5 separate regions of the Homo sapiens genome follow, and regions 1, 3, 4 and 5 are each linked to region 2. A link is a contact called in ENCODE Hi-C or POLR2A ChIA-PET data. All regions are on one chromosome and are shown on one strand. The core of a region is the stretch at or near the end of the contact, and the rest is flanking DNA. Distances in the headings are between cores, read along the strand shown.

Region 1 (2,700 bases), core at 180-2,679, 270 kb after region 2:
ATATTTCTAAGACTCAGACCTTGGCAGAAAGATCGGAAAGCAAGGTAGAATTTGGAGACCGGGTTTTATAATTGTAAGATCTCACTTTTGTGAATTGCTGATTAGAATTCACAAAAGTTAGATCCATGGTGCAGTGCCTCTTCTCTCATCTCTAAGTTTAGGAAGCCCTCAGCACCTTTTGAACTGTGTAACCTGACAAGAAAGATGTCTGGGGAATTAGCAAGTTCTATTTTTGTTTGGTCCAGTGAAAATTCTGGACAGGCCACAAACACATTCTAGGGAGTCTAGAATAGACTCCCTTGAGCTCTTTTAATTCTTAAAAAAAAAAAAAAAAAAAAAAAAAACAGGAGCAGGACCATCCAACTTAATCCAGTGAAACGGTGATTTTTTCTCATAGTCATCCCATCCCTTATACAGTGTCTCTCTGGCCAAATTAATTAATACATCAGATGTTCTGAAACACACTGTACTAAATTAGATTTGGGGTCATAGCTATGAATTATCAGTCATCCTCCAAGGGTGCTGGGCAAAGCAAAGGTAAATTTTTTGAAACTTTAGTTTCTTTCTTTTCTTTTCTTTACCTTCTTTCTTTCCCTTCCTCCCTCCCTCCCTCTGTCTGTCTCGCTCTGTCACCCAGGCTGGAGTGCAGTGGCACCATCTCAGCTCACTGCAACCTCCGCCTCCTGAGTTCAAGAGATTCTCCTGCCTCAGCCTCCTGGGTGGCTGGGACTACAGGTGCGTGTCACCACGCTCAGTTAATTTTTTATATTTTTAGTAGAGACGGGGTTTCACGGTGTTAGCCAGGATGGTCTTGATCTCCTGATCTCGTGATCTGCCCGCCTCGGCTTCCCAAAGTGCTGGGATTGCAGGTGTGAGCCACTGCACCCGGCCTTTAGTTTCTTGATGTACCATTTGCTGTTAGCTTAAATTATGCCAACTACAGCCCAAGCTTAATTCAACATTTAAATAAAGTTCTATGCACAATAATACAACACAGCACTTCTATTATAGCAACAACATTAGCTGTCTCTAGTTCCTAAAATAAGAAACTGGAGTGACGGAAGAAAGACTTGGGTTGCTTGTTCCCACCTTTGACTTGTAAACTTCCTTAATGGTCTTTCATCAGATGCTTAAGCTGCCAGAGTATCCCTTATGAATTAACCAGCTACTCTGTGGGAAACTGCTTTTGTACTACTTCCAATTCTGACAACCTTTTTCTCAAGTTGAGCTGCCTCTGTTCCTACTTCTGAAATGCCTGTGCAATGCTGACTGAGTTTGTCACCAGTAAGTTCTCCCCAGACAGGGAAGTCCTGCGGGACCAGTATCAGTCCTCAGTCAGGAAGAGGTTGTATAAATAGCGGGTGCTCACACTCTAGAAAAAGGGGCGGAGGAGAAGGTAAGTGTTGAGCCCCAGATGTGAACTCCTATTTTTGTTTCAGGGTAATTAATGTTTCCTTAAGTGAGCTAAGCCTTGGGCTCTTGCGCCTCTGGCTTTCAGGCCTGAATCAGCAATCTTTAGGCAGGAACTGGGGGTGGGGAAAAGGATTTTGTATTTCATGTCATCCCCAAATGAATGAAGTAATATGAGAGCAGCACTTTCTGAAGCTTGGCCTTGAGGCTGGAGAATGGGTTGTGGAAGGTGAAAACTTTCCTTTTAAAATCCTAGTGACTTGGGGAGAACTGGCCTCTGACAAGTCTCTTGCTGCAGTCTGATGACTGCAGCTCTCAGAGATGCTGTTGGGTTGTCTGGTGTTTGTTTCTAGTTCTCTGCTCGAGTGTTAGTGCCATTAGATGGTCTTGCCCCTGTCTGCGGTTCTGCCTTCCATGTCTTCCCCTTCCCCCTTGGCCTCCTAAATTAGATACATTCCCCCTCTGCTCCCAGACGTCTCCATCTCCTCATCCCCTGACAGAGCAATCATTTATCAAGTTGTTTCACGCGTTGTCGGGAGGGGGGCCCTGGGGACTCAGTTTGTTTCGTCCCTTTGTTGAAGCTCCACAGGATCGGCCAGCTTAGTCTCCAGCCAACTGCTGAGAGTTGCTGGACTCCAGGAGCAAATGTTAAAGGGGCCGCCTTTCATCTACTTGCTGTGACTTCAACCTTTCTATTTAAATTCCAGCTTATTGGAACTCACATACGTACACTTCCTCGACATGTTTTTGATCATATGATATTTCTTTTTCATTATGTACCTCCCCATCCATACCATCACTGAGGACCTGAAATAGATTTTTCATAGTATATTACTGTAGACATACTTTGTAAGTAGGAGTTCCTGCTTTTTTATGACTTCTTTTTATGTATGCTTTGACTTATCAAGGTGTCACACTGTTGACCATAGAAATTTCTAAATAGTATAGGGATTAAAAAAAATTTTAAAGTTTGTCAGACTTTAAAATGCAAGGTGAGCATCACTGCTTCTTAGCAGGAGTGATGAAGGTTTTCCATAGTGTCTACAAAGATAAAAGGAAAAATTTCCTTCGACTTCAAGGATGTATAGTGTGAATGTTAACCAATGTTGACCATGAATTTGAAAGATGGATGTTACTCACTGTAACTTAATAGTTTAAAAGGACAAAGTTTCTTTTGTGGAGTAATAGAAATGAGACTTTAATGTTAATGAAAATTTTTTTCTGTGATCTAGGAATATTTCCTCCCAGTATTTTATTATGAAAACTTCCAAATGAACAGAAAAGTTGAAA
Region 2 (2,700 bases), core at 193-2,692:
GTTCGAGACCAGCCTGGCCTACTAAAAATACAAAAATTAGCCGGGCGTGGTGGTGTGCATTTGTAATCCCAGCTACTTGGGAGGCTGAGGCAGGAGAATTGCTTGAACCTGGAAGGCAGAGGTTGCAGTGAGCCAAGATGGTGCCATTGCACTCCAGCCTGGGTGACAAGAGCAAAGACTTCATCTCAAAAAAATAAAAAATAAAAATAAAAAAATTAGGGAGGGCGTGGTGGCTCACGCCTGTAATCCCAGCACTTTGGGAGGCCGAGGTGGGCAGATCATGAGGTCAGGAGTTCAAGACCAGCCTAGTCAACATGGTGAAACCCCGTCCCTACTAAAAATACAAAAATTAGCCAGGTGTGGTGGCGCACACCTGTAATCCCAGCTACTCGGGGGGCTGAGGCAGGATAATTGCTTGAACCCGGGAGGCAGGGGTTGCAGTGAGCCGAGATCGCACCATTGCACTCCATCTGTGGGCGACAGAGCAAGACTCCATCTCGAAAAAAATAATAATACAAAATTAGCCGGGCATGGTGGTGTGCGCCTGTGGTCCAGATGAGGCAGGAGAATAGCCTGAACCCAGGAGGTGGAGGCTGCAGTGAGTTGAGATTGTGCCACTGCACTCCAGTCTGGGGAACAGAGTGAGACCCTGTCTCAAAAAAAAAAAAAAAGAGTTCAGAACAGTGTGGATACTGTGCTGCCTTTTATATGAGAGCAGGAAAAAATATATATATTTGCTTTTGTTTATTTTGCATAAAGAAACACAAGAAACTAAGCCTGGTGGGAGAATGGGTGGGATGGGAAAGAGGACAGTGGAAAACAGAGGTGGATAGAAGCCTTTCGAATGTGTTCCTTTTCATACTTTTTGAATTTTTGAAATGTGATTGTATATAGATTCATTTTAATTTTAAATGTAATTAAAATTTAAAATTCATTACGGCACTACTCTCTCATCCTGTACTATGGGCTCTACCCTTTTTTGTTTGTTTGTTTTTGTTTTGTTTTGAAGAGACAGAGTCTCGCTGTTTTCCCCAGGCTGGTCTAGAACTCCTGGGCTCTAGCGCCCCGCCTGGGCCTCCCAGAATGCGGGACTACAGGCGCCGCCACCACCCGGCGTCTACTCTAAATGCATAGAGGCCAGGATGACCCAAGGTCACCAGCGGCCGATGCTGCCTGGCAGGGGCTTGAGGCCGGGAGGGGACCCTGCGGACAGGCGAGACCATGTGTGATCTGTGGGAAGCAACTAAACCGGCGTATTCGCGGCAGGGGAGCTCTGTGCCGTCCCGCGGCCCCACCCCGCTCTGCCATGGGAAGCCGTAGCTTGGCGCTGCCCACAGTGACGCGAGGGACTCCGAGGGCACCCGGGCCGGGGTGGACACGGGAGTGGGCCCGGGCGCGGCCGGCAGGGGGCAGCAGCGCCGCGCCGCCCGCGCAGTTCCACAGGTGCGCCGAGCCTGGGGCCATCGCCTCCCTCCGGCCGCCGTCCCCAGCGAATCGCCGCCTGCGTTCTGCCGTTTCCCCGCCACCGCAGCCACCCGGGGCCCGGGGGGCCGCAGCCATCCGCAAGCCGCGGGGCGGCGGGACCGGGCGGGCCGCTAGGGACGCCGGACGAAGGGAGCCCGCGGGCGGGGTCTGGGCGCCTACATCCTTGCTCCCAGGGAGGAAGGGACAGGAAACTGAAGCTGTTTCCGGGGCTGACCCCGGCCAGAGAGAGCAGGGCTCGGGAGAGTCGGCGCGTCCCGGAGGCGGCGCCCCCTGGAGGCCGGTGTGCTTTGGCTCTGCAGCGGGGGAGATTAGGGGTGGAGGCCGACCGATCCCACTCAGCCAGGACTGGCAGGCGCCGGGAGCTCACTGGGAGGCAAGTGCCGACCCCCGAAACCCACTCCAGACAAGCGAAGAAAACAGCTCTGTGTCCCAGGACGAGCACATACCTACTGTCACCCACTGTGCGACCTGGAAGAGTTACTGACCCTCTCTGGGCCTTAATCAGTCATCAGAAACACAAACGCGTAGATAAGATGGTCTTTAGGCCTCTCCCAGCTCTGCTATTCTGTGAATCTAAGAAACTCTAGTCCCTCCACCAGTCCCCACCCCGGGCTGGCTTCGCTTCAGGGAGGCCTGGCTGAGCTGGGGCCCTCATCCAAGGTCTTTGCACGGTTCCTCAGCAAAGGTGTTTTGGAAGGCTGGGTCCCACCCCTTCCCGGCGGAGGAAGAGGCTATTGGCTAAAAAGCCTGGACAAATTCAAAACCAGCAGCTCGGCCCCGGTTTTTTCGGAGCACAGCCAAACCCAAATCACACCTCTGCACCTACCTAGCTCCAGAGATCTAGACAGCATTTACAGCCCCCAAATGTTATTTTTACACCCTTTCCAGGCAGGGAAGGACAGAGGAGGGTAAGCTATTTTTAGGATGACTGCTATTTAAAGTAACATACTGGCCTGGCAAGGTGGCTCTGGCCTGTAATCCCAGTGCCTTGGGAGATACAGGCAGGAGAATCACGTGAGGCCATGAGTTCAATACTATCCTGGGCAACAAAAGGAGACCCCCATCTCTATTAAACAGCCGGGCGTGGTGGTGCGCGTCTGTCGTCCCAACTACTGGAGAGGCAGGCTGAGGCGGGAGGGTCCCTTGAGCCCAGGAGTTCAAGATTATAGTGAGCTATGATCACAGCACTGCCCTCCAGGCTGGGCAGTGAGACCC
Region 3 (2,700 bases), core at 173-2,672, 420 kb after region 2:
CATCTCACCACAATATGCTGGGTCACCTACACTCTTTCTTCAACAAACATTTACTGAGTGCCTACTATGGCCACAGCAGCTGCAAAGAACACTTCCAATGCCAGCTTAGGCTGGAAGCACTTGCTACAGCCACTGATGAATCCTTAGGAGAACTTAACCCTGGACTTCCAAGGCTCGGCTGTCCAACAGGGCAGTCCTAGCTACAGATGGTTATTGTGTGCTGAGAAACTGAATTTTTCGGTTTAATTAAATATCCGTAAGTGAGTAGTGGCTATGATACTGGATGGGACAGTGGCTACTAGGAAACAATGTTCTGAGGTTTAAGTTACCAGAATATGAAAAAATCAAGGTGAAAGTGCTTTAGTTATAAGACAAGTATCTGCATAAACAGTAAACTGCATATCTAGGTCAGGGAATAACTAGGTTGGCAGCCACAGCAATAGACTCCCACTAGAAGTCTAGAAGATGCCCAGCATTTTAGAACAAATGGAATTTTCCTGGCTTGTTTCCTAGAGTTCCTGTGTACAAATCTGGAAACATCTGAAAAGCCAGCAGCTTTATGATAATTCCTTTAAATAAGTATTTGTGTCTGAGCACGGTGGCTCACACCTGTAATCCCAGCACTTTGGGAGGCCAAGGCGGGTGGATCACCTGAGGTCAGGAATTTGATAACAGCCTGGCCAACATGGTGAAACCCCGTCTCTACTAAAAATACAAAATTAGCCGGGTGTGGTGGCAGGTGCCTGTAATCCCAGCTACTCGGGAGGCTGAAGCAGGAGAATCGCTTGAACCTGGGAGGTGGAAGTTGCAGTGAGCCAAGACTGCACTCCAGCCTGCGCAAAAAAGAGTGAAACTCCATCTCAAAAAAGCAAAACAAAACAAAAAAACACAAGTATTTGCTTTAGTTCCCATCACTCCTGTTAGAGAAAGAACTTGTCAGCACCTTACATGTAGTAAAATGTACATATTCGAATCCTAGGTCAACAAAACACTTGTTCTGACCCCAAATTCACCCTCATGTAAATGTTACCACCTCAGCAAATGCTACTACATGCCCAATTCTCATTCTTTTTGAGAAAATGTCCAAAACTGGAAAGACAGCAACAAATCCCAAATACCAGTGAATGGACACGTGTTCTCTGTCCCACTTCAAAGTAACAGCAGACCAACTACCAAGAAGTACCCCCACACTCACCTGCTGGGCTATGAGATCCAGCCGGCTTTCCAGGGTGTTGGAAACCTTTATTTTACGATCTCCATTATAGATCTCAACTCCACCAGCTCTGCAAAAAAAAAAGCACAGGAAATAATCATTTTCAAAGACTTGAGAAAGATACATGGTACCCTTTACTCCCGCAGAGGAATGCCCTTGTCTTGGTGTGTAGACTGCGCAACCTAAGCAACAGGCTTGAAAGGAACTGAAAAAGCTTCTGAAGATGTAACGCACAGTTGGTTTCAGGAAACCCCAGTCCCCGCCTAGATGTCCATTATATGAAACAGCGTAGTATTTGCATACAACCATCACACATCCTCCCCTATATTGCAAATCATGTCTACAGCACTTAAAATAGCTAATACGATGTAAATGGTTGTTATACCGTAGTGTTTAGGGAGTGAAAAGAAAAAGTTGGTTGAATTCACAGGTGTGGACCCCAAAGATACAGAGAACTGACTGTATTCATCTCAATAACTGTCATTTACCAAGTGACACTATGTGTCAATTTGTTTTGTTTTTTTTGAGACTCGCTCTGTTGCCCAGGCAGGAGTGCAATGGTGCGATCTTGGCTCACTGCAACCTCTGCCTCCCGAGTTCAAGCAATTCTCCTGCGTCAGCCTCCCCAGTAGCTGGGATTACAGGCACCTGCCATCACGCCTGGCTAATTTTTGTATTGTTGTAGAGACGGGGTTTCACCATGTTGGCCAGGCTGGTCTTGAACTCCTGACCTCAGGTGATCCGCCCACCTCTGCCTCCACAAGTGTTGGGATTACAGGAGTGAGTCACCGCGCCCAGCCTGTGTCAATTTGATTTTATGTTACAAAACCTGTTTTAATTATCACAGCCAGCCCTCCCCAACAAAATGAAAAAGAGAGGATTTCATCTCAGTTTGCAAATCACTCAATCCTCATCTGAATGTTTTCTTAAGCCCAATCCTGCTCATTACTGATGAGGCCCTATCACGACTGCATGTGTGTCTGATAAAAGATGCCACTGCTGGCCGGGCGTGGTAGCTCACCCCTGTAATCCCAGCACTTTGGGAGGCCGAGGTGCTCCCAAACTCAAGTTTGAGGCCAGCCTGGCCAACATGGCGAAAGCCTGTCTCCACTAAAAATACAAAAATTAGCTGGGCATGGTGGGGCGTGCCTGTAGTCCCAGCTACTTGAGAGACTGAGGCAGGAGAATTGCTTGAACCCAGGAGGCAGAGGTTGCAGCAAGCCGAGATCACACCACTGCACTCCAGCTTGGGTGACAGAAAGAGACCCTTACTCAAAATACAACAACAACAACAAAAAAAGAGGCTGGGTGCGGTGGCTCACGCCTGTAATCCCAGCTCTTTGAGAGGCCGAGGTGGGCAGATCACGACATCAGGAGATTGAGACAATCCTGGCTAACAAGGTGAAACCCCGTCTCTACTAAAAATACAAAAAAAATTAGCGAGGCATGGTGGCGGGTGCCTGTAGTCCCAGCTAATCGGGAGGCTA
Region 4 (2,700 bases), core at 104-2,603, 310 kb after region 2:
CCTCTAATAGAAAGTCCTCTCCCATCCTTCCATCAGGGATGAGGAATTTGAGGCACAGAGAAGTTAAATAAATTGCCCAAGGTTACACAGCTGGTAATTGAGACAGTACAGATCTGTTTCCTAGACCTCCGACTCCTAACTGCAGCCCCGTGCTGTCAATGAGAAGTACAGGAGAAAAGTGTTAAGTAAAACAGTTTTCCTTGAAAACAGGATTTTTAACTCTTTGACATACTAAGGAAGCCTGTGAACCCCATCTAAAAATAATGTTTTGAAATCATAAGATTACACCCGAACCCAATTATACTGAAAAGTAGTGAAGTATTGGCCGGGCGTGGTGGCTCACGCCTGTAATCTCAACACTCTTGGGAGGCCGAGGCAGGCCGCTCACATGAACTCAGGAGTTCGAGACCAGCCTGGGCAACATGGTGAAACCCCGGCTCTACAAAAAGTATTATACAAAAATTAGTGGGGTACAGTGGCGCACACCTGTAGTCCCAGGTACTCGGGAGGCTGAGGCAGGAGAATCAGTGGAGCCCAGGAGGCGGAGGTTGCAGTGGAGATGGTGCCACTGCACTCCAGCCTGGGTAGCAGAGTGAGACCCTGTCTCCAAAAAAGAAAAGAAAGTAAAGTATTGAAGAATGAAATTTTTGATATAGTTAGTGTTGTATTCATCTAACAGCAGAGCTAATTTCCCAAAATTACTGTCTTCAGATCTCAGTGAGCATAAGTGCTATTTGGAAATATCTGCAGTATCTATATGATTTCAGTAGAAATCAGTTATTTCTGTGGACCTCTGCTTTAAAACGTGGGTTTTGTTTGTTCTGTTTTTGTTTTGAAGACGAGATCTCACTCTTCAGCGCAGTCTTGAGTGCTGTGGCGCAGTCATAGCTGACTGCAGCCTCCAACTCCTGGGCTCAAGCCATCTTCTCACCTCAGCCTCCTAAGTAGCTGAGATGACAGGCAGGCACCACCGTGCCCATCTAAAAGGGTTTTTAAATCCTAGATTGATCTGCAGTTCATAGTCAACAACTTAGACGTAAAAGGAACCTCATCATCAAGTACAGTTTATTTTTTTACCTGAGGAAGCGAAGGCAAAACAAAACTGGTATAAGCCTGAGAGACATCGAGAATAAAGTCTCAATTCAAATGATTTTTTCAGGAATTTGTTCATTTTGTTGCCAAAATAAAGTGGTATAAAGTGGTATTTTCCTGGGTGTAAGGCGTGGGGCTGGACTCCGAGGAGGCCCCCGTGATGCTGTGGAACCCTGTGTGCCTGTATGTGACACGCCACTGGGGGCGTGTCAGTCACATGCTAGTGTTCACTGTCACACTCTGGGGACGCCCCTTGCGGCTTGGATGAAGCGTCAGCCACTGGGAAAGCCCACATGGCTGGGAACGCGGGTGGCCTTGAGGAGCTGAGGGCAAGCCTTACTACAGCTGTGCATTCTCCCCAGGAAAAACTAGGCCATTAGAAAGAATGTTAGGCAAATAATGCAAGTCACAGAAGCATACACACCAGTGACTTATTAAGTGTAAGGCAAGGAGAACCAAATAAGGATACATATATATGGAAAACTTACGAAGAAGATCAAGTGAAAGCTTATCGCAATTCAGGAAAGTTATCATACCTGGTGAGCAGGGAGAAGACAGAAGGTATGAATAAGCGCGAGTGGTGATTCTCCAGCCTTACCACACAATCACCTAAGGGTGGTTACAACACAAATCGCTGGGCCTCACCAGCGTTTCATTCCGTAGGCTTGGGCTGGGGCCTGGGAACCTGCATGCTGTGCAAGTTCTGGGTGGTGCTGATGCTGCACGCTGCTGGTCCAGGACTTCGCTGGAAGGTCACTAATCTAAGGCATTGCTCACTTTCTGTTTTTCAGCTCGATGGTGAAATGTGGATTCTTCATTTTTGACAATTCTTTGCCTTTCTCTTTCAATATAAAACTTAAGCAGAGTTTTGATTTGATGCTAACACGTTCTTTGCAACACTACATACTTTTTCTTCTATATTCTCCCTGGAATTGCAAATCTGGTCAGTGGGTTTTATGGTCCTGTATCAATAAAAATACTTTAGGAATTTAACTAGTGGCTCTTTCAGCACTTTTGTTTTCCACTGGGAAGTAACCTGGCAAATTGAGCACTGGGTGGAAAATAGGAACTTCTGATTTGCTCTTCACTGTCAAAGTAAAGCTACGATTGAATCAAACTGTGTTTTGAGCTACGGTTTAAGCAGCGTAAAAATATTTTTCATTGGTTGGGCGCGGTGGCTCATGCCTGTAATCCCAGCACTTTGGGAGGCCGAGGCGGGTGGATCACTAGGTCAGGAGATAGAGACCATCCTGGCTAACGCGGTGAAACCCCGTCTGTACTTAAAAAATATAAAAAATCAGCCGGGTTTGGTAGCGAGCGCCTGTAGTCCCAGCTACTGAGGCAGGAGAGTGGTGTGAACCCGGGAGGCAGAGCTTGCAGTGAGCCGAGATCGCGCCATGCACAAGCCTGGGTGTCTCAAAAAAATTTTTTTCATTAAATACTCATGATGATAATACTTACTGCTAAAATGTTTTTCCTTTTGTCCGTACATCTTTAGTAGAGTGCTCTTTATAGAACGCAGACTGATTTGTGCTTCAGTATGGTCTTCACCCACTGTCCTGTGGCTTACACTCTTAAACGGTAATTCATCAACATTGTATATTCAAT
Region 5 (2,700 bases), core at 71-2,570, 360 kb after region 2:
AAATCCTCATATACTGTTGGTAGGAACATAAATTAGTCCCCCGCTATGGAGAACAGCTTAGATGTTCCTTAGAAAACTAAAAAGAGAGCTACCATAAAATCTATTAATCCCACTGCTGGGTATACACCCAAAAGAAAGGAAATCAATATATTGAAGAGATAACTACACTCCCATATTTTTTGCAGCTCTGTTCACAATAGCCAAGATTTGGAAGCAACCTAAGTGTCCGTCAGCAAATGAATGGATAAAGAAAATGTGGTACTGATACACAAGGGAGTACTATTCAGCCATAAAAACAGAAAGATGCAGTCGTTTGCAACAACATGGATAGAACTGGAGGTTATTATTTTAAATGAAATAAGACAGGCACAGAAAGACAAACATTGGATATTCTCACTTACTTGTGGGATCTAAAAATCAAAATAATTGAACCCGTGGAGATAGAGGGGAAAAGGATGGTTACCAGAGGCTGGGAACGATAGTGGAGGGTTGGGGAGAGGTAGGATGGTTAATGGGTACAAAAAAAATAGTTATTATGAATGAATATGATCTGGCATTTGATAGCACAGCAGAGAAGTATGGCTTTTTTTTTCTTTTCTTTTCTTTTTTGTTATTTTTGAGACAGAGTCTCACTCTTTTGCCCAGGCTAGAGTGCAGTGGCATGATCTGGTCTCACTGCAACCTCCACTTCTCAGGTTCAAGTGATTACCATGCCTCAGCCTCCCAAGTAGCTGTGATTACAGGTGTACACTACCACACCCGGCTAATTTTTGTATTTTTAGTAGAGATGGGGTTTTGCCGTGTTGGCCAGGCTGGTCTTGAACTCCTGGCCTCAAGTGATCCATCTGCCTCAGCCTCCCAAAGTGCTGGGAATACAAGCGTGAGCACACACCCAGCCAGAAGTACTATTTTCATTCCAGTGGTGAGAAGGTGGAGAGTAGACAAATATTGTGGGATAATAGTGGTGAGTGATCTGAAGTAAAATTAGGCAGGTTTACAGGTAAAGAGTGACATGGCTGGGCGTGGTGGCTCCATCTGTGGTCCCAGCTACTTGGGAGGCTGTGGCAGGAGGACCCCTTGAGCGCAGGAGATCGAGGCTGCAGTGAGCGCTGATTTCCCCTGCTGAACACAGCCTGGGTGATAGAGCAAAACCCTGTCTCAGACAAAAAAGAAAGCCCTCTCTGAAGATTTGACATTTAAATAAAGTGAATGAGGTTGACCCGTGAGTGCCTGAAGCGGAAGGCGCAGTGCAGACAAGAGCAGAGGCACGGAGGCAGGGATATGCAGCAGGAAGTCCAGGGCGAGGCTGCAGCGGAGGGGAGCAAAGCAAGCACAGGAAGGCTGGCTGGAAGTCCCGGCGCGGCTGGAGCGGAGCAGAGCAGAGCAAGCACAGGAAGGCTGGCTGGGCATGAATTGAGTCCTACCAGGTAGCCCAGGGTCGCATTGGGATGGGCTGTGCAGACCTTGTTAGAAGGGTTAAATGGGCTGGGCGCCGTGGCTCACGGTTGTAATCCCAGCACTTTGGAAGGCCGAAGTGGGCGAATCACGAGGTCAGGAGATCAAGACCATCGTGACTAACACGGTGAAACCCCGTCTCTACTAAAAATACAAAAAATTAGCCAGGCGTGGTGGCACATGCCTGTAGTCCCAGCTACTCGGGAGGCTGAGGCGGGAGAATGGCGTGAACCCGGGAGGCGGAGCTTCCAGTGAGCCGAGATCGCCCCACCGCACTCCAGCCTGGGCGACAGAGCAAGATTCCGTCTCAAAAAAAAAAAAAAAGGAAGGATTAAATGAAAACAGGACAGTCTCTGACACACATTTAAAGTCACAAATGATAGTTTTCTTTGTTTGAGACAAAGTCTCGCTCTGCCTCCCATGATAGTTCTTATGGAAGGAATTTTTGTAAGCCATAAGATACTTACAATAACCTTTTCCAGACTTTTTAGTAGCTTCCAACTACAAAAAAAGAGAAATAATCAATTATGTACTAATCAGACACTTTTAAAAATTACAACAGTTTATTCAGAGAAACAAGCTTTGTGTGACATTCTAAGCGGATTTTATTCTGCAGGTCCTTTTAACATAATGAGTAATATTTGTGTTGGGAATGACTGAGAAGAAATTTCATAATGATGTGAAGATCTACCTGTAAATAGTTCCTCTGTCGTATGCTGGTATTTATATTCTAGCATCTCAACAGTGCTGATGGTCACTCATCTTGGAGTTCCCTGAATTTTTTTTTTTTTTCAAAACTCCTGTAATGTTACATTACCCATACTTTTGTTGTTGCTGCTGTTGTTGTTGTTTTGAGACGGAGTGTCGCTCTGTCGCCCAGGCTGGAGTGCAGTGGTGCCGCGCCCGGCACATGACTGCATACTTTCAAGGAGAGGACTCAGAGCTTTTATTTATTTAAAGAAACTTGAAAGGAGGAAAGTGGATTAAGAAAAAAAAAATAAGGCCAGGCGCGGTGGCTCACGCCTGTAATCCCAGCACTTTGGGAGGCTGAGGCAGGCAGATCACGAGGTCAGGAGATTGACACCATCCTGGCCAACATGGTGAAACCCCGTCTCTACTAAAAATACAAAAAAAAAATTAGCCGGGCATGGTGGCGTGCACCTGTAGTCCCAACTACTCGGGAGGCTGAGACAGGAGAATTGCTTGAATTCGGGAGGCAGAGGCTGCAGTGAGCTGAGATCATGC

The links. Hi-C counts contacts between places; a loop is a spot of excess contacts on that map. ChIA-PET counts read pairs that join two places held with the same protein, here RNA polymerase II (POLR2A). Pooled maps may share reads with other maps.
Region 1: a pooled map shows a loop between it and region 2 (8-fold over the local background). The contact joins two enhancer-like sites. A Hi-C loop is called at or near these places in 1 of 168 maps with a recorded cell type or tissue (gastrocnemius medialis), 8 of 37 single-sample maps with no recorded cell type and 8 of 50 pooled maps. POLR2A ChIA-PET finds 5 or more read pairs at or near these places in 6 of 52 experiments (CD4-positive, alpha-beta T cell, GM12878, HCT116 and 3 more).
Region 3: a map of B cell shows a loop between it and region 2 (13-fold over the local background). The contact joins two enhancer-like sites. A Hi-C loop is called at or near these places in 1 of 168 maps with a recorded cell type or tissue (B cell) and 4 of 50 pooled maps. POLR2A ChIA-PET finds 5 or more read pairs at or near these places in 1 of 52 experiments (Panc1).
Region 4: a loop to region 2 is called in a map of gastrocnemius medialis, with 2.9 times the contacts of the local background. The contact joins two enhancer-like sites. A Hi-C loop is called at or near these places in 13 of 168 maps with a recorded cell type or tissue (GM13976, GM20431, Ramos and 10 more), 1 of 37 single-sample maps with no recorded cell type and 4 of 50 pooled maps. POLR2A ChIA-PET finds 5 or more read pairs at or near these places in 10 of 52 experiments (A549, CD8-positive, alpha-beta memory T cell, MCF 10A and 6 more).
Region 5: a loop to region 2 is called in a pooled map, with 2.5 times the contacts of the local background. The contact joins two enhancer-like sites. A Hi-C loop is called at or near these places in 1 of 168 maps with a recorded cell type or tissue (pancreas) and 2 of 50 pooled maps. POLR2A ChIA-PET finds 5 or more read pairs at or near these places in 8 of 52 experiments (A673, B cell, Caco-2 and 5 more).

Annotation. Positions count from the first base shown.
Region 1 is chr22:17,435,367-17,438,066 of GRCh38, forward strand. All of the region lies in intron 1 of CECR2 (CECR2 histone acetyl-lysine reader), which reads left to right. Among named protein-coding and RNA genes, the nearest start is that of CECR2, 67 kb to the left of the region's middle. RefSeq lists an enhancer at 200-760. Within about 2 kb of position 1,430, at least 5 of the 41 ENCODE cell types and tissues checked have a DNase peak (open chromatin) inside an H3K27ac peak, as active enhancers do.
Region 2 is chr22:17,170,214-17,172,913 of GRCh38, forward strand. No RefSeq gene overlaps it. Among named protein-coding and RNA genes, the nearest start is that of HDHD5-AS1, 12 kb to the left of the region's middle. RefSeq lists an enhancer at 952-1,453 and a silencer at 1,304-1,733. Within about 2 kb of position 1,443, at least 38 of the 41 ENCODE cell types and tissues checked have a DNase peak (open chromatin) inside an H3K27ac peak, as active enhancers do; they include B cell and gastrocnemius medialis, where a contact is called at or near this core.
Region 3 is chr22:17,593,334-17,596,033 of GRCh38, forward strand. It overlaps ATP6V1E1 (ATPase H+ transporting V1 subunit E1), which reads right to left. Exons shown (of 9, transcript NM_001696.4): 8 at 1,196-1,283. Among named protein-coding and RNA genes, the nearest start is that of SLC25A18, 31 kb to the left of the region's middle. Within about 2 kb of position 1,423, at least 4 of the 41 ENCODE cell types and tissues checked have a DNase peak (open chromatin) inside an H3K27ac peak, as active enhancers do; they include B cell, where a contact is called at or near this core.
Region 4 is chr22:17,485,163-17,487,862 of GRCh38, forward strand. The region is part of intron 2 of CECR2 (CECR2 histone acetyl-lysine reader); the gene reads left to right. Among named protein-coding and RNA genes, the nearest start is that of SLC25A18, 77 kb to the right of the region's middle. Within about 2 kb of position 1,354, at least 3 of the 41 ENCODE cell types and tissues checked have a DNase peak (open chromatin) inside an H3K27ac peak, as active enhancers do; they include gastrocnemius medialis, where a contact is called at or near this core.
Region 5 is chr22:17,527,936-17,530,635 of GRCh38, forward strand. The region is part of intron 9 of CECR2 (CECR2 histone acetyl-lysine reader); the gene reads left to right. Among named protein-coding and RNA genes, the nearest start is that of SLC25A18, 34 kb to the right of the region's middle. Within about 2 kb of position 1,321, at least 2 of the 41 ENCODE cell types and tissues checked have a DNase peak (open chromatin) inside an H3K27ac peak, as active enhancers do.